2 separate regions of the Homo sapiens genome follow, and region 2 is linked to region 1. Evidence: chromatin loops called from intact Hi-C (ENCODE). Cell type or tissue: OCI-LY7. All regions are shown on one strand. Links, peaks and the distances in the headings refer to the core of each region. The heading gives the core; the rest is flanking DNA.

Region 1 (2,928 bases), core at 190-2,689:
CCCCTTTAAGGAAAGAACACTGCAATCCAGATATTCTTCACGCTGGTATGAAGTTCAGCAACAATACTGGCTTGCATCAAATTTCTTAGAAAATGAACTGAGAGTAGAGGCTGGTCATGGTGGCTCATGCCTGTAATCCTAGCACTTGGGATGCCTAGGCAGGAGTATTGCTTGAGCTCAGGAGTTCGAGACCAGCCTGAAAAACATAGTGAGACCCTGTCTGTATTAAAAATAAAATAATAAAAGTTAAAAAAAAAGAACTGAGAGCAGACTCCATTTGATACAAAATCCCTTACAGATGTTTATATTATTTTAATACATTTCAATTTTCGCTAATTAGGCCCACAATTCAAAATCACTATTTTTTGAAAAAACAACATAAAACACTAAACGAGCATAGTTTTTTTAACAGAAAAATTAATACAGTGGATATATAAAGTGAGATGATGTATATTATGTATATATTATGGTGTATATTATGTATATTATATGGGCCTTTTTGCTTCTTTACAATTAGAAGGTCCAAGGCTGGGCACGGTGGCTCATGCCTGTAATCCCAGCATTTTAGGCGGCGAGGCAGGAGGATCGCTTGAAGCCAGCAGTTCAAGACCAGTCTGGACAACAAGGTGAGACCCCTGTCCCCAAAACCATCTCTACTGGAAAAAAAAAAAAAAAGTAGCCAACATGGCATGCACCTTATAGTCCCAGCTACACAGGAGACTGAGGCCAGAGGATCGCTTAGTTTGAGGCTGCAGTGAGCTAGGATCACGACACTGTACTCCAGACTGGGTGACAGAGCAAGACCCTGTCTCCTTAATAAATACATGAAAGAAAGCTCTTGTGGTTGTGTCTTCTAAATTTCTTTTTTTTTTTTTTTTTTTTGAGATGGAGTCTTGCTCTGTCGCCCAGGCTGGCGTGCAGTGGCACAATCTCGGCTCACTGCAACCTCCACCTCCCGGGTTCAAGTGATTCTCTTGCCTCAGCCTCCCAAGTAGCTGGGATTTCAGGCACATACCACCACCCCTGGCTAATTTTTGTATTTTTAGTAAAGATGAGTTTTCACCAAGTTGGTCAGGCTAGTCTCGAACCGCTGACCTCGTGATCTGCTCATCTCGGCCTCCCAAAGTGCTGGGATTACAGGTGTGAGCCACTGCACCCGGCCCTAAATTTCTTATGATTCTGCAACTCCTACTTTTATAGTATAAATAGTATATATAGTAAAAATAGGTTCCTATTATAGTATAAATATGTAGCTGGAAAAAGTGTTGATATAAAATATTCAGTCAATTGAGGCAAAGCATTTTACAGATTGAATAATCTAGGTAATTCTTTGGTACCCTAATTCACTTTGCACGTGTGAATGGGAATATGAAAATCTGTGTTTTTCTAAACGCTGCCTTGACCAGCATCTAGACAAGGAAGAGAAACCAAGAACTATTTCTGCAGGTGGCCACATGAAGCTCGCTGAAGCAGAACAGCATGTGAGAACTAACCACTATTTCTGGTACCTCAAAAGATCTGCAGAAGCTTGGTGAGAGAAGACTTTTCAGGCAGATGATAGTTAATGTCTTTACAAGTGATTTAGCACAAGTCTTCTCTTATTATAGAACATAACTTTACTGGTGACCTGAATTTGTTTTTCTCTGAAGTGTCTAGACAGGAGCAAGAGAAACTCTGAAATTAGAAATAAATATACTCTCCTTTGTACAAAACACTGAAGCTACTCATCCTCCCACCAGCAGACATTATGCTTTGAGGGGTAGATCTGGTAATGGCGAGCAGGTATCTGAGCTATTGGCATTCTCAAGAGACTTCCTGATAGAAATGGCACACAAATGTGAGCAGGTCAACTTGGATTCAGTAGAGCTGGTGTATAAGATGAGTGCAGAGTTCTTGGGCTGCACAAGGAGTTATCCCCAGCTCCCTGGCCTCAAGCAATCACTGAACATACAGCACACAAACGACCTACCTAGGCTGCTCTCTCAAGTCCTCTACATGACTTTCAATGGCTCACTAGTAGATAAGTCTGCTTATCCTCTTGAGTTGTGAATTTTTCTCTCCTTTCCTTTTCATCCAAGTTGAATAAGGACACCACCTATGACTTATTCAAACGTACACTTCATCTGCACATTATAAACCAAGCAGCTCCACCTAGCACAGTTCACAATAGGGATCTAGGAAGAAAAACACAAACTAAGGAGAGATAGAAACTGAAGACAATGTTGAATGCTTTTATTTTACGGAGTTGCTTCTTGATCACATGGGGACTAGATGCTGAAAAATAGAATACAAATACTGATATTTACAACACCACCCAATAACACAAGGAACTTCTCTCCATTCCAAATATGAGTTTATTCTTCATTATTTAATTTTAAGTAATTTAGAGATATAAATTAAATAAAAGCCAATGATGAAAAGCTGCCAATATTAATTGTATTTGTTAAATGAAATTATTTTAGACTGCTAAAGAACTCAATATATTAGAGGAAGTGTACAACAATGAACAAACTCATGGGAAAAAAAGAACTGTTTCTTGGCTGGGTGCCGTGATGCACGTCTATAATCCCAGCACTTTGAGAGGCCGAGGCAGGTGGGTCGCTTGAGCCCAGGAGTTCGAGACCAGCCTGGCCAACGTGGTGAAACCCCGTCTCTACTAAAAACAGAAAAATTAGCCTGGCGTAGTGGCACACGCCTGTAATCTCAGCTACTCATGAGGCTGAGGCAGGAAAATCGCTTGAACCTGAGAGGCAGAAGTTGCAGTGAGCCGAGATCGCATCACTGCACTCCAGCCTGAGCGACAGAGTGAGACTCCGTCTCAAAAAAGGAAAAAAAAGAAAGAATTTTGTCTTGCCATATCAAGGTCCCTGGACCCCAAAGAGAGGGAGCCACAGGAGTGCCAGAGCTGAAGGAATGAATCCTGTGAGC
Region 2 (2,928 bases), core at 212-2,711, 160 kb before region 1:
AGAAAGTCAGAAATAATGTCTACCAAAGTGTTAACAGTAATTATCCAAGAGTAGTGATATTATGCATAGTTCTTACATTATTTTTGCTTATTTATATTTTCTAACTTTTTTCTACAATAAACACAGAGAGTTTTAAATGAGATTTTTAAAATTATAGCTATGATTTTAAAAGAGAGAAAGAAAAATCATACAAAGGAGATTTCAGAAAAGAAGATTCCCATATTCTCCCATGTTTTCTTCTTCATGGCAGGTAATAGAACATGTTCTTACTTCTGGAAACTGCAAAGCTGGAAGGGATCTTAGAGGTGATATGGTTCCTCCTTCTCATTTTATACATGAAGGAACTCAGGTCTAAGATGCTTAGTATTGCTCCCACTCAAGGTTCACAGCAGCAGAACAAAAAGTAATTTACATTTGTTGATTCTTAATTTAATACTTTTATAATGTGGCAGAAAAAACAGCATCATAAAAGTTTAAGATTCTACAGTGTCTCCAGTTAATTCTATCCAAAAATAAAAAATTAAAATAGGAGGTTTGTTGGCCAATAACAAAAGAATGGAGGCAGCAAAGCTGGAAATATATGCCCAATCAACTTGGAGACATTGTCTTAAATTTATCGCCAATCTTCTGGGATATATTGAATGGATATACAGCTATAAGCTGCCCTCTTTAAACTAAACACTGCACTATATTCTTGCCCTTTATAACAACTTCCTCAGTGAAACCTGCCCTGTGATTATATCCTCCTCATCTGTCCCAAGAGAATAAGGCAAAAATATTATTAAAACCTTAGCTTTTTTCAGTGTCATCTCTTAAATATATCTGTTTCTGACTCATAGGCAGTATTTTCCTTTTATCTATTTCTTACTCATATGAATGAAGCTTTAAAGAAAATTTTACACTGATGCATGCCTCCAACTTGCCTCAGGTAAAATGAATGAGACAACATCTACACAGCACTTTGAGCTCCCCAGACAGGGACATCAGAAATGAGCAGTAGCCTTGCTCTTGTCAAAGATATCAACTGAGCCTGGCAAGACTCCAAACCATAGAATAACTTTCCTGACCCCTCATCTGTATCTCTCAACTAGATACAGAATTGAAAATAGGAACCAGTCATTTGGGGTAAAACATATGCCAAAATAGTTCTGCAGCGTGGGTAAGAAAAAGGGTGAGATGTGCAAAGGGGAAGCTCTCTGAAAGCAGAGAATATAATTAAGTCAACTTTCAAATTCAAATGTACTTCTTCCTTTCCCACATGTTCTAAATCAGACCTCTTTCCCATAGGGCTGCAGATGGTGCCTCTAGGGCTGGCTGTCACTGATCTCTGAAGGGTAAAACTGAACTGAAACCTACAAGCTTCACACCTGTGGGGTCAGCTTCATTAACAACTTTGACCTTTGCTCGTTTTTAAGAGCTGCCCCAACAAATATCACTGCAAACAAGGTGCACCCTGACTCTTTGGTGATATATCACCTTCTCTTTTCACCTTGACCCTTTGGTCATATATCACCTGACCCTTTGGTGATACATTACCTTCTTGGCAATCTAATTTTAAGTCTCACTTCATGTTAATCCAGGACAGGGATCTTAAGTCAGTCTTGAACTCTCTTTGTAAAACCTAAGGGAGGTTTAACTACTAATTTACTGCTTGGACCTCAATTAACATCTGTTTTTAAAAATCACTTAACATTGCCACAAAATAATAGTTCTATGCTTCTCTGACAGATTTCATCACCTCAGTTTTCCAACTTTTGACCCAACTACAGTTAAAGCATGAAAAAGACACATTGGTAAGGCCAGCTAGTGGTCACGTCACACATAAATTACCACTTTCTACTGTAGGAACTGTCTCCATCTGTAGGAAAAACCTGGAGAATCCTGTAAATAGCAGAAATATTATAACAAATCTTTGGTGAATGGAGGAAAGTGGTGGAATTAAAGGTAGAACTATCAGAAATTACTTAAAAAAAAAAAAGGACTTGTGAGGCTTGTCCACAATACTTATCCCCATTTTACACAATAAAAAACCTAGACACAAAGAGGTTAACTTGCCCAACTTATACAACTAAATTATAAAGATTCCTATAAATATATTCTCAATATGTGAAGCACATTATACACTTTATTGAAGCATTTAGTATTTAGTGATTATCATTCTAACAATGTAGGAGAATATACTTTAAGAAATACGGAGCAAAATCATTCATTTTGAGCAAGGCCTTGGGTTGGCAGTGAATCAAGATGACAGCTTTACTATTTAAGAACAGCTCTTTGAATTGTAGAAATAGTCCTTAATCACAGGACAAACTTGGCTCCATGGTGGAAAAGATTGTTTTGTTTTAATTCCAAATATCTATTAAGTACCTACTGCTAGTCCCCAGTACTGTGCTGATATGCCACAGATGTGCCCATCCCTTCTTTTTGCAAAATTTTGAAAATCTAATAAGGGTAGAGAAATAACCAACTTTTATGTTTTATTCTGCATTACAATTCAATGCAGAATCAAAAGATTTCCAAATAGAGCTACAAGCGAGCAGCATTTGGAACCCCAAGGAAGGAGCATGATGACCCAGGAAAATGTCAAGAATTGGATGTTGAACATTAGCCTTTCAGCCACAATCACAGACAGGAGCACTGTCTTCCAAAATAAAGAATAAGGTATGATTACAGGACTAAGCTGAACATAAAATTGGCCTCTAGATGGTCCTGGTGAGGTGAAAATGGCTAAAGGAACTTCATCAAGATTACCTGGAGAAAGTGGCCAGAGATACATTAAGGAGCAATACGGTTTGGTGCCCAATAGTAAAGAAGAGCATGCATATCGGACAGCCAACGGGAAAGAAAAAAGGAGGGAAGACAAACAAAAAACAACATGGCCAAAGCTTTGTTTAAATAATTTAATCAGCAGCTTCAATTTGATCCAGA

Evidence for each region. Peaks named below come from ENCODE experiments on the same cell type or tissue, not always from the same donor. Only the 100,000 strongest peaks of a DNase experiment are listed, where the experiment ranks them.
Region 2: a loop joins it to region 1, with 5 times the contacts of the local background. A loop is called at or near these places in 2 of 110 quality-filtered maps.

What each region holds. Positions count from the first base shown.
Region 1 is chr1:101,246,614-101,249,541 of GRCh38, reverse strand. No RefSeq gene overlaps it. Among named protein-coding and RNA genes, the nearest start is that of S1PR1, 11 kb to the right of the region's middle. RefSeq lists an enhancer at 1,552-1,771. In OCI-LY7, for the core only: no CTCF peak of the experiment used is centred there; a DNase peak (open chromatin) is centred at 1,451; H3K4me3 peaks cover 950 bases; H3K27ac peaks cover 2,102 bases.
Region 2 is chr1:101,406,227-101,409,154 of GRCh38, reverse strand. No RefSeq gene overlaps it. Among named protein-coding and RNA genes, the nearest start is that of LINC01307, 84 kb to the right of the region's middle. In OCI-LY7, for the core only: no CTCF peak of the experiment used is centred there; a DNase peak (open chromatin) is centred at 1,204; H3K4me3 peaks cover 938 bases; H3K27ac peaks cover 1,736 bases.